Regions from separate parts of the Homo sapiens genome. Here regions 1 and 3 are each linked to region 2. A link is a contact called in ENCODE Hi-C data. All regions are on one chromosome and are shown on one strand. The core of a region is the stretch at or near the end of the contact, and the rest is flanking DNA. Distances in the headings are between cores, read along the strand shown.

What was found. A loop is a pair of places that touch in the nucleus more often than their neighbours do. Pooled maps may share reads with other maps.
Region 1: a pooled map shows a loop between it and region 2 (8-fold over the local background). The contact joins the promoter of ADIRF here to the promoter of GHITM in region 2. A Hi-C loop is called at or near these places in 7 of 50 pooled maps.
Region 3: a loop to region 2 is called in a map of CD8-positive, alpha-beta T cell, with 13 times the contacts of the local background. The contact joins the enhancer-like site here to the promoter of GHITM in region 2. A Hi-C loop is called at or near these places in 3 of 168 maps with a recorded cell type or tissue (CD4-positive, alpha-beta memory T cell, CD8-positive, alpha-beta T cell and naive thymus-derived CD4-positive, alpha-beta T cell) and 7 of 50 pooled maps.

What each region holds. Positions count from the first base shown.
Region 1 is chr10:86,967,077-86,971,169 of GRCh38, reverse strand. ADIRF (adipogenesis regulatory factor) reads right to left here and starts at 2,688. Exons shown (of 3, transcript NM_006829.3): 1 at 2,565-2,688; 2 at 908-970; 3 at 255-694. The coding sequence starts at 2,625. The coding sequence ends at 588. ADIRF-AS1 (ADIRF antisense RNA 1) reads left to right here. Exons shown (of 2, transcript NR_170185.1): 1 at 1-2,128. AGAP11 (ArfGAP with GTPase domain, ankyrin repeat and PH domain 11) reads right to left here and starts at 834. Exons shown (of 11, transcript NR_171046.1): 1 at 255-834. RefSeq lists silencers at 1-2, 1,584-1,878 and enhancers at 1-400, 237-988, 989-1,742, 3,249-4,001, 3,982-4,093 and 1 more.
Region 2 is chr10:84,137,798-84,141,781 of GRCh38, reverse strand. GHITM (growth hormone inducible transmembrane protein) reads right to left here and starts at 2,273. Exons shown (of 9, transcript NM_014394.3): 1 at 2,189-2,273; 2 at 153-320. The coding sequence starts at 281. RefSeq lists a silencer at 1,993-2,192 and enhancers at 1,766-2,335, 2,336-2,905.
Region 3 is chr10:86,710,258-86,714,296 of GRCh38, reverse strand. All of the region lies in intron 9 of LDB3 (LIM domain binding 3), which reads right to left. Among named protein-coding and RNA genes, the nearest start is that of LDB3, 44 kb to the right of the region's middle. RefSeq lists enhancers at 1,676-1,725, 2,270-2,889, 2,890-3,509 and a silencer at 2,466-3,155. Within about 2 kb of position 2,441, at least 35 of the 41 ENCODE cell types and tissues checked have a DNase peak (open chromatin) inside an H3K27ac peak, as active enhancers do; they include CD8-positive, alpha-beta T cell, where a contact is called at or near this core.

The sequences.
Region 1 (4,093 bases), core at 1,439-3,938, 2.8 Mb before region 2:
ACCTCCGGCCGCCTGAAGTCCTGAGGGGCCGTGGCCCTGGGTCGTCTCCCCTGTTCCCAGCCTCCAGTCGCAGCTGGCGGAGAGAAGTTCCCGAGGCCCCCCCGACTTGCAAGGTCCCTTGCCCCGCCCAGAGCTGAGCCTTCCGAGGATCTGAGGACCGAGTCCAGCCCAGCTCCCAGGAGGGGCCGGGATCCTGGGGCAGGGAATAAGGGGCAGGGGCTGGCTCTAAAGTCGGGCGGGAGAGGGGCACTAACCGAGATGGGGGCTGAGCCTCCGGTCTGGGAGCTTCGGGAGGCGCGTGGCGGGATGGAAAACATTCCTGAGACCGTTGGATTGGATTTCCGAATTTGGGAGGCTAGGACTCCGGCTACGGTGGCTCTGCTCTTGGGATGAGAGGACTGGGCCCAGCTTGCGAGGAATCATGAAGTGGACACAGGGTGGGAACGTGAATTTTAATGAGGGGGCAGACCGAGGAGGTGGTGGCTGCCCGGAGATCAGGGCCAGGCTGTGCTAGATGGCGCCTGGAAGGGGGGTCACCCAAGTCTCCCTGCTGTCATTTCAGGAGGCCGACCCAAGTCTCCCTGCTGTCATTTCAGGAGGCCGAATTTTTTCCCAATCCCAGAGAAGGTGTCAGAGGCCTGGTTAGCAGTCTTGTCGATGGTTTCCTGGGTGGTCTTGGCCAGCTGGTCCATGGCTGGGGAAGGGCGGGAGAGAGGGCAGGTCAGGCAGGGCCCGGGAACCACAGTGCCTGTAGGCTTAGCCTGGCCTGGGTCTCCCGGGGGACCTGCTTGGGGCATTGTGGACAGAGGGCTCTGCAGAGGAGAGGATGTGCCTGGGCCCCAGCCGGGATGGGGCGGGGAGTGGGAGGTGTGCTGGGGTTGCCCGCCTCCCTCCAGCCCCACCAGACCTTTCTGCCCCGCCTCTGTGGCCTGGTCCACCACTTGCTGAGCTGCCGCTCCGGCCGCTGACACTGGAACAGAGAGATGTGGCTTTTAGCCCCTGTTGAGGCACCACCGACTACAGGTGCCCCACCATTGCCATGCCTCTGTGTCCTCCAGAGTATTCGGTGGTACAGGTCCAAGGGATGGATGCCATGGAGATAAAGTCCCTGGCCCAGGGCCCCCCAGCCCGAGGGGCAGGAGACCTTTCCATGCCTCTGGGATGTTTTTGTTTATTTCTAACTCTGAGCTCCTTCTCTGTGGGGGAGGAGCTTCCCTTTCCATCTCCAGGGCTACTGAGAAAATGTTGGACAGAGGAAGGAAGGCAGGGCAGGGCCAGGCTGCAGCTAGCATCTGGACTGTTGGCTAATGCTGGTGATGGCGCAGAAGACCCTTGCCCCCTTTTACAGCTTCTCCCCTAGAAGCCTGGCCCAGATGCCTGAATTCCCACCTTTCATGCACTTAGCCCTGGGGCTTGCAGTTTTGCCAGGTCCTTACTGCCTCCTCCCTCCTGTGGCCTGCCCGGAGGGGCACACAAGCAAAGCCAGTGCCTCTGTGGACAGGCAGCTTAAGACATTAGGAGACAAATGAAGGAAGGAGGCAAAACTTCCAAGGCCGGACTATCTCCTCTGGACCAGAGTTTCGGCCTGCTGGGAATGGAGTCACCAGCCCCGGGGGGGCTGACAGGTGGCTCCCGCCTACAGAGCTGTAACTCATCCCTGCTGCTGAACAGGAAAGGGCCTGCCTTACCCAGATCCCATCCTCCGGAAAGGGTTAGTCAGGCAAGTGTGCTGAGAGGCCCCTGGGAACCTCGTCTCGATTAACCCATCAGAAAGCAGCCCATCCTTTGCACCCAGCTCTCAGATGGAAAAGTGAAGCCCAGAAGGAAGGGACCTGACACGGAGGCTTCCTTGGTAGCATTTCAGTCTCAAGGGAAGAACTGTGGGCCTCCCCTGGAGCACTGGTGAAGTAAGGGGTTGGTTTGGATATTGTCTCCTGACTGGGATATGGGCAGGACTGACAGGGAGCTGGAGTCCTAACGAAGCCTGGGCTAGGTGCAGGAAGAACCAACCCAGTGGTCTCCTGACATCTCCCACGCCCCCACCGCAGCTGGGTCACCTCCAGAATACGGAGGAGAGAGCTGGAGGTGGAGGAACTAAGGACCTTCTTTGCCAGGTGGGGACTTAAAGGTAAGGCGACGATTACTTTTCGGCGATGGGGGTGGGATGGAAACAAAGCCCTTTGAGGTCTGGGGCAGCCTCTGGTGGCGCGCGCGGGTTTAAGTGGTGGCGGGCCGCGCCCGATCCCTGTCCTGGACCTTCACCCTCTCCTGAGGGCCTGGGCGGGCCGCCCAGCGCCAGCATGGCCTCCTTGGAGGGGCTCCCGCAGTGCCCGCAGCGCAGCTCCGGCTCCTCCGGAGCCTCTGTTCCGCTGCCTCCCTGCGGGCACCATCTGTCTGCTCGCCGGGGTGGGCGTTCTGCCTGCCCCCTGCGTCTCAGTGGAGGACCGAGCCTTCCGAGCCAAGCTGCCGGTCCAGGAACTTGCGGACCGCGCCGACCCGCTGCTTCTGCCTGCGCATCCACGCAGGTGCCCCTGCCTGAGCCCTAGGTCGCGCGCTATCCTCACCGGCTTCCTGGGCGGTCCCCTCCACCTGTTGCTTCAGGTCCTGCAAGCCCTTGCTTGCCATGGCTTCGGGGTATCTGTGGAGTCGTCAAGAGCAGCTGGAGCGACGTTGGATCCTGCCCAGAGTGGCGATGCCAAGCGCCAGCTCCGGTTTTTAAGGCGCCCCAGGGCTGGCCTGCCCCGCGTAGGGGAGAGGGCGCGGGGCGGTTCCCGTCATACAGGCTCCGGGGAGTGGCCGGGCCCTGCTCCAGAGTCCGCAGGGCAGGGAGCACATCCTGGCCTAAGACGGGCCGCGGTGGGAAAGGGGCAGACCGAACCAGGGACCGAAGAGGTGCCAGGACAGGGGTCCAGAGAGGAGCTGGAGGCAGGAGAAGGGCGCACACCACCTCCCAGCTCATCAGCCCCAGCCCTCCCTTTCTGATCCTGGGCGTGAGCGCTGGGTCAGCTCCAGGGCAGGAGCTCAGGGCTGGTGTTGACCTTAATGACAGCAGTGGTCTTTTACTGAGCATTTGTCTTGTGCCAGGTGCTGCCTAACGCTCTGCAGTCTCTTGTATAATCTTTACAACCACCTCCTGAAGTGGGTATTTTTGTTGATAGCATCAGTGTATAGGAGGAAACTGAGGCAGTGAGGTCGGTCTCACCCAAACGCATGTGGCAGGGACTTGGATCCTCGAATCTGCCTAGGTGCCTGTAAACCCTAGGGCTCTGGCATCATCGGAGCCCCCAGCCCCAAACAGCTGCAGGGGCACTGCTGACTGGCTCTCTGCCTGTAGCCAGAGACCCAGTGGATGCAGCCGGAGAGGGCCTGGTAAATCTTTCCCCTGAGAGGGCGAGATACAGGTGTGTGCACTTGCAGACCATGCAACCCCAAGGGGGAGAGGGCAGTGTGCCTGTGCAGCCCAGGCAAGGAGATTGCCGTCTGTCACCGAAGCCTTAGGAAGTTGGGCAGGAAGCATGGCTCAGGGAGGGCAGGAATAAGCTTGGGCCTCTCAGGTCACCTTTCCTGAGATGGGGCAGGCAAGGCGCTAGAGAGTATGACTTGTGGCTGTTAGGAGGGGACTTAGGGACCTGGGCCTGAGTGGAGAAGATCATCCTTGGGTGCAGCAAAACAGCTTGCAAGATACATTCCCCTGGCACACAAGGGGTGTAGGTCAGGCCCCACCCAGCTGGGTATACTCCCACTCCAGAGTAGGCCTTCAGGACCTGGAGGCCAGTGCACACCCACCCTGCCTTTCTGGGTCTCTCTACCGCTTCCTGTCCGGGGCTGTTTCTTGCACCTCTGCTGGTGTCTCCCCTATTCTGGAGCGCTGGGAAGCCCCTGCCACACAGGCTTGGTCTGCTGGCACATACCCTGCTTCTAGTGCTGCGGGGTCAGCCCCTAGAGGGAGTTGTTTGGAAGTGCACCTGTACACACACACACACACACACACACACACACACACACACACACACACACACGGTATGGATTAATGGAGATGAGGTCAACCCTGGGCAAAGGGAAGAGGCAGGTGATGAGATTAGGTGGAGGAAGG
Region 2 (3,984 bases), core at 1,024-3,523:
GATACAAACTAATGGGGAGAAAGAGCTGATTGGGGATATTATCAGGGCTAACTGACGTATAACACACTAAAGGCAGAGCAGCCATACTCTGCCAAAAAGAAAGGGCACAAATGGAAAAAGAAGCAATATAAAAACATTCAGATTATCTTTACCCTGCTAGGTGTTAACAGCCATTGATTCTTCGTGATGGAATTCTTCACAACAGGGGAGGCCTTGGTGAAAGCTGGGTGGAAAACCCTAGAAGGTAGTGTCCGGAGACACACCAGCCTTGCAGCCAACATGGTGGTGGTGCACCAGGTCTACCGAGCAGATCTGAAATGCTAGTTTAAAAAAAAGGCAAAACCAACCAAAAAAACATAAGTAAAACAACCTACTAACCAATTAAGAGAAGGACATATGAGAGTCAGAGTCAAGGAACAAACTATTTTTTAGTAGAACAGGAAATAAAGCGACCTTTTTAATTTTCAGCGATGAATTCTTTGCCCAACCATCCACTGTAATGCAAGAAACCCATCCCAGAGAACACAGCTGAAGATGGAGGAACAAACTAGGTTTAAGTCCCAGTTTGACCAATCAAAATAGATGACTGCAAAAATTATGTGTAACACAGAACGGCTGTTAATAACTGGACGTGATTACAGAGTCTGTGATGGTTTTTACAAATGTAGTTTTGGCTTAAGATTTATACCAGCATCCAGTGGGAAAATTTAAAAGAATCTACATAACTTTTGGGCAAAGGAATAGTGTCATCCAAAGAAGACATGAATAGCTCTTCAAGGTTATACTGCATTACAAAGCTAAAAGGTATTAAAAGAAGCCAACTATATGAATTTCAGCTAATCATACCAAATATTACTTTCCTTCAACATGAGATATAAAAATATTCTAAGTTAACCTATTCTATATGTCCTACTATAATGCGTAAAGGACATTTAGTCTTTCAAAGTAAACAAGTAAACTCAGTTACCAACCAGGTTTCCCTTACATTAGACTCCCTCGATGGTGTCTTCAAAAGAAAAGCATGCTAAAAACTGGATTATCTTAGCTCCAGGGCACATTATACTAGATGGGTGGTCAACCAGAAGTCAGCAGACAGTGTTTCTGTAATGCTAAGGTGAGGTGACTACAATAGGTCAGAATGAAATGACGAGTGTAAACCAACTGGGGCTACCAGCCCATCTCTGCCAATGATTTGTAGTGAATTCTAGGCAAGTGATATACTTCTGGGCCCATTTCCCCATCTGTAACATAAGGATTCCGTGTTCAGACTACAGCGTTGACCCTTAGACTACCTGCTTGAAAGTGCCCCGGATGCATCTTAAAATGTAGGCTCCTGGGTCTTTCTTTGCTCCTAATGATTCTACCCCTAGGAATAAGACCAAGAACGTGTGTTTTAACGAACACTCCAAAAGCTAAGAACTATTGCTTTAAGATACCCGAGCGTCCTCCGAGCTCTGCAACTGAACTATTAAGGGTCTTAAAATTCGGCACCCGGCCTTTGGGAAAACACCCAGCGCTTTTGGAACTTTCGTGCCATTACATCATCTCAACCTATGGCTGTCCTGTATCTTCCTCAGTACTCAGTCCACTGGTTGGGGCCGAAGAGGTCCAGCTCAGAGTGACCTCCATGTGGCGTAACAGCCCAGAGTGGGAATCCCGCTTCTGACAGGTTAGAAGTGACCTTGTGAGGAGTGTGGATCTCTAAGACTCAGATGTCGTTGCTATAAAATGGGGAAAATACTACCGACCCTAATCCAAGGGCTTATGCCTCCGTGAGCATTGATGAGTTTGGGTGCCTGGTCCCCGAGAAAGTTCACCCAGCCCGCTAGATTCAGATGAGAACCCGGCAGCAAACTTCCCTGTCAACCCACAACACCTCTGCCCCTGCCCCAGGTGCCGCTACCAGCGCAGCGGCTGTACGGCCTCGCCGCAAGGATGACTCAGCACCTTGTTGCCCGAGGACAGAAGCACAGCTACACTGAGCCCTTGCCCGCCTGACCAGGGCCTTGTGCCGCCGCCCTCTCCACCAGGTCACCCACAGGACTGCGACCCCAACGCGCAGGCCGGCCCTGACGCAGCCAGCAGCACCGCTGCTTCCAGCCCTTCCCCCCGCACCCAGCGGTCCCGTGAGGGCGGCTGTCAGGACCACCGGGGATCCCGGGCGCCCGCCGGCCAGCCGGAGCAGTACCTCGGTCCCCGGTCACCTTCGCCTCGCAGTTTCCCTTCCGGGCCCCTAGCGTCGGCCTCAAAGAGCACAGTTCCTCCGGCGCACTGCATGACGCAACATCGAAAGGACGTAAATAGTACGAGCAGCCAATCACGGGCAGGCCTCTGTCGGAAAAGCGGCCACACTGGGGGAGGCGGGGTTCCGGGTTGAGGAGGCGGGGTTCCAAATTGGTGGGGCGGGGCCAGTTGAGGATTGTTGCAGGGAACGTCATAGTCAGCGTCCATTTTGCGTGTGGGCATGGGAGTCGTCTCGGCCATCTTTGTTTTGGGCAGTGGAGCTCTGTTTTGCTTTTGTTTTAGTCGTTTCACTCGCCGCAGCTATAAGAATTATGTAAAAATTGAAAGAAAGTAATGTTAGAGTTAAAAATTATTCCGTTTATTCCGTTCCTTTTTGAAGGCCTTTTTGTCCCTTAATTTATCGTGAGATAAATATCTTTTCAAATGTGTCTGCTTCTGAGCCGAGTCATCCGGTTTCTGGGGTCTCATGCCAAATGTTAGATGGTGACATCCAGAAAAGATTTTTTCTAGATGGTTTTTTCATTGCTTTGTGACTTTCCCGCCCACATTTTCAAGTTTCACCCTAAACCTGTGTAATAGGCCTGATAACAGCCGCCTCTGCCTTGCACCCAGGATTGCTCTGAGGACTAAGATGTTTCCATTGCGCGTAATTTGATAGGTGAAGAGCTAGTTGTGGAATACGCGAGAGAGTTACTTTCTTTTTCACTCTCCCTCTATTTCAACAGATATTTACTGAATGCTCAACTTCGTACCAAGCTCTGTTCTAGAAATATATACAAATGAATCAGCCGGGCGTGGTGGCTCAAGCCTGTAATCCCAGTACTTTGGGAGGCCGCGGCGGGTGGATCACTTGAGGTTAGGAGTTCGAGACCAGCCTGGCCAACGTGGGGAAACCCTGTCTCTACTAAAAATACAAAAATTTGCCAGGCGTGATTGGTGCCTGTAATCTAAGCTACTTGGGAAGCTAAGGCAGGAGAATCACTTGAACCCAGGAGGCGGAGGTTCCAGTGAGCCCAGATCCCGCAACTGCACTCCAGCCTGGGCGATAGAGGGAGACTCAGTCTCAAAAAAAAAAGAAACCAAAAAAACAAAAACAAAAAAACAGCAAATGAATTAAACCCGTGTGTGCTACCACTATTTTAACAAAATAAAGTCCTTGCTCTGTGGCTTTACTTTCTGGTAGAGACAGAACATAGAAAAAATATAATGTGATAACTTAATACCATGAAGAAAGAGCAGATTAAAACCCTGAAAGGGTGATAAGGTGATTAACAACATGCAAAATTCATGAACCTTTATCTCCTAAGCAGTAGTTAATTGTGATTTATGATTCCTAATCATGTAAACCTTGACAAATATAAAGACTTGCCTTCTATGTGGATAATAAAAGAGTCTGGCAGCAACACAATTCTTATCTCTTTACGCTGAAAATGGCAGGAAAACACTAGAGAAATCTCACGAAACTGAACAGATCAAGCATGATCAGTTTAATTTTTATTTTGATCTATGCCCAATTTTATTAGCTAGCAAATAGGTTTTCTGTTTGGCTCCTTCAGTGATAGTCTTTTTTTCTAGAGCTTCTGTTATCAGCAAAGAGAAAGGATTTACAACACAGTACCAGAATAAAGATCTTGAAGTCAATGACTCAAGCTTTCTTCAAGATTCCTATTAAAGCTTATTCTCTCCATATTGGAAGAAAAATGTCTGATTTCATATTTTCCTTTCTCAAGTAAAGGGCTT
Region 3 (4,039 bases), core at 1,192-3,691, 2.6 Mb before region 2:
GAGACCCCCTGCTGTGGAGTCTTGATAGCATAGCCAAGAGCCCTGGCTGCAGGATCCAGCTCTACTACCTCCTGGTTTTGTGTCCTTGGGCAAGTTCCTTAACCTCTCTGGGCCTCAATTTCTTCATCTAAAACTGGCAATACTGATTCTTAGTATCTCACAAGGTTATTATGAGGATTAAGGGAAGGTAAGAAATATAAAGAGCGTAGCCTAGTACCTGGCATAGTGTGTCACTAAATGTGAGTGAGGATGGCAAGGATGGGGGCAACCTGGGTGTCAGGGTCAGATGTACTGTCAGCCTGTCTCATGGCCTGCTGCTCACCTAGGGAAGCCCAGCCCAGTTAGACTGGTAGCGCCTAGGGTTGGGGGAGAGGAGGGAAGGGAAATGGAACATCCTGAAGTCAGATAACCTGAGACTGAGGTCTATTCAGTGGTGGTGGAATGCCTGACACCCTGCCTGCCCCACAGGGCATGCTGGGGACCTGCTGGGGTGACATAGTGAATGGATTTTGTAAATGTGTACAGCCCAAATTTGAGGTATTGTCACCCTCCCTAACAACTTTGCAGAGAATATCAAAATGCTGGGGGAAGAAGTGATTCCAGGAACACCACCAGGGACAGAGAGCAGGGAGAGGTGATCTAGCACAACTTCAGAGCAGCTTCATCCCTCTGTTATATATAAGGGGGTTCTGTGCAACATTTTCTTTCCTTTCTTTGTGAAGTGCAATTCTCTGCTAAAAAAGATTAAGATTGGCTGGGCGCGGTGGCTCACGCCTGTAATCCCAGCACTTTGGAAGACTGAGGCCGGTGGATCACTTGAGGTTAGGAGTTCGAGATCAGCCTGGCCAACATGGTGAAACCCCGTCTCTACTAAAACTTCTAGTAGCCGGGCATGGTGGTGGGCGCCTTGTAAACCCAGCTACTCGGGAGGCTAAGGCAGGAGAATCTCTTGAACCCGGGAGGTGGAGGTTGCAGTGAGTCGAAGTCGTGCCATTGTACTCCAGCCTGGGCAACAAAAGAGAAACTCCATCTCAAAAAATAAAAAGATTAAGACCAGAAGCCCTAATCCTGCGGTGTCCAATACATAGTGCTACGTGGCCGATGAGCAGCTGAAATGTGGCTAGTCCGACCAAGAAGTGCCGTTAGTGTAAAACACACACCAGATTTTGAAGGCACATTAATAATTATTTTATATTGATTATATGTTGAAATTATATATATATATATATATTTTTGAGACGGAGCCTTGCTCTGTCGCCCAAGTTGGAGTGCAGTGGCGCAATCTCGGCTTCACAGCCACCTCTGCCTCCTGGGTTCAAGTGATTCTCCTGCCATAGCCTCCCGAGTAGCTGGGACTACAGGCGCCCGCCACCACGCCCGGCTAATTTTTTGTACTTTTTTAGTAGAGACGGGGTTTCACCGTGTTACCCTGGTGGTCTCGATCTTCTGACCTTATGATCCGCCCGCCTCGGCCTCCCAAAGTGCTGGGATTACTGGCGTGAGCCACTGCGTCCGGCCTGATATCTTAAATATATGTAGTCAAAGAAAATATATTAAAATGAATTTAACTTGCTTTCTTTTATTTTTTAAAAATGTGGCTAATAGGAAATTTCTATTGCGTGGTGCTGCCTTCACCAAAATGACTGCTTCCACATGCCAGGCCCTTTACGTGCCTTATTACTCGCTGCAATCCAAGGAGGCAGATAATATTTGCAAGTCCATTTTACAGATGAGGAACTGAGACTTGGAGAGCTTAAATGGCTGCCTCCAAGTCATCCAGCTGGTGAACTGCTTAGCCGAAACGAGCTCAGGCTGCCAGACTCAACAGCAGATGCCCGCTTAGAAACTCCCCAAGCAGCAAAACAGGCTTTAGTACGCCCCCTTTCAAGTAAACAGGGCCCTGGCCCACCTTTCCTGCCTCCCTCCAGCAATACTAACCCTATTCCCCCTGCCTGGCAGTCGCTTCCCTCCATCGGAAGGCCTTACAGACTCCCGGATCCACCTCCTTTTCTTTTCCAGCCCCCACAACACAGAGGTCTCACAGAGGCAGGCTAGAATCTGGACCCCGATTTGACGGCTTCCTTGCTTGGGGCTAACCCACCCAGAGAAGGAACCTCCCCGGCCTCGGTGGCCCGGCCCGGCAGCTCCGTTCCCCCGTCGCAACCCCGACTCCGTCGGGGGGCGAGCAGGCAGTGGCGCTTCGCAGCCCTCAGCTTCTGCATCCTTCAGCCTGGCTCGCCGTCACGCCAGGAGAGACCTGATATCCCATCTCGCAGCCCCGGGGCTGTTGCTATTTTTGCGTGACGGAATTAAGCCAGTCTAAATTAGAAGGTGATATTTCATCTCTAATTGGCAAGTTCAAAAGTCCCCTATCGCACTCGGCGGGCTCGGGGATATGTAATTAAACAAGGTGATTTCTGACTCACGCCGGGCCGGGCCCGGCTCTCCGCAAGCGCCTGGCCGCCGCCCGGCCCGCGGGCCAACGTGACCGTCCCCGGCCCGCGCGCAGGGTCTCCGCGCCGCCGCCGCCCGCCCCCTCCCGGGCCTCAGGTGTTCCGGGGAGCGGCCGCCCACCTCGGGCGCCAGCGATAAGATCCGGCCTGCGAACGCCGCCCTCGGCCCGGAGGAGGCCCCGGGGGGAGCTGCGGCTGCGGCCGCGGCGCTCCGGGTCCCGCGCGGGCTCCCCGCCCTCTCTGACGCCCGGATCCGAAGAGCCTGGAGGGAAGGGGAGCGGAGGGGGGCTCGGGACCACACGCCCCACTTCATACGGGGCCGCCTGCCAGCCGCCCCCGGACTCCGCTTGGCAGCCGGGCCTCCCGGAGAGGGAGGTGGAGGCAGGCCGACTCCAGCGCGCGCCCGCCCGGCCGCCTCTTTCCCCCTAGGCAGGAATGAGTTAATGTCTGCGCGGCCTGGGAACGGCGCGGGGGCCCGCGGCTCCGGCCCGTCTCGCTCGCCTGGGCCCCAGCCCGGGAAGGAGGAGGAAGGAGACGCAGGGCGGGCTGGCCGCGCGCCCCCGGAGCCCTGACGCCGCCTGGCGGGCTGGGCGAAGACAGCCGGAGGCCGCCCCGGAAGGTGCCAGAAGCGCCTCCCCAGGAAGAGACGGAAATGTCCTCCTTGTGCCCCGGCAAGGCCTCGCCTCCACCCGCCGCTTCTCCTCCAACTCCTCTCCAGCCTCCCCTCCCTGTGTTCCCAGTCTCTGCAGGGGCAGCCTCTTCCCACTGCTCCATCTAAGGCTTTTCACTACTGCAAAATGCCACCTCGCCCTGCGGAGTTTTCACCTCAGAACCGTCTATCCTTGCCCCTTCTCTGTAGGGACAGAGAAGGGCACCTCCCGTGTGACAGACGCTGTGCTGGGTGCTTCATTCCATCCCCAGAACACAAGGTGTCCATGAACAGCGCAGCCTGGATGGATGAGGCACTTTGCCTTCGAGAGCAGAGCAGGCCGTGGCACCGGCCTCTGTCTCGGGCAAAAGCCGCTTCGACCGCCCACACTCAGCCCTGCTGTCAGAGCGAGCTTCATGAACCAGCGCCCCGAAGCAAGGCCTGCCCTGACTCAGTGCCTGTCTCATCTCCCTGGGCTCCAGCGGCAGAGAAAACTTCCCTGGGGTTTCTCCCTGCGCCTGGATAGGACCTGCTCCCGAGTCTAGGCTCCTTATGTGCTGTTCTGTACCCCCATGGCTGCGGCCAAATCTCGCACACTGGCATGACACAGAGAAGATGGAGTCTCATTCTGTCGCCCAGGCTGGAGTGCAATGGTGCAGTCTCGGCTCACTGCAACCTCGGCCTCCCGGCGATTCTCCTGCCTCAGCCTCCCGAGTAGCTGGGATTACAGGTGGGTGCCACCACGCCCGGCTAATTTTTGAATCTTTAGTAGAGATGGGGTTTCGCCATGTTGGCCCCGGCGGTCTCAAACTCCCGACCTCAGGCGATCCTCCTGCCCCAGCCTCCCAAAGTGCTGGGATTCCAAGTGTGAGCCACCATGCCCGGTCCGGAGAAGACTTCTCTGCTCTCCTTCGCTCTCCCTTAGAATCATCCACCG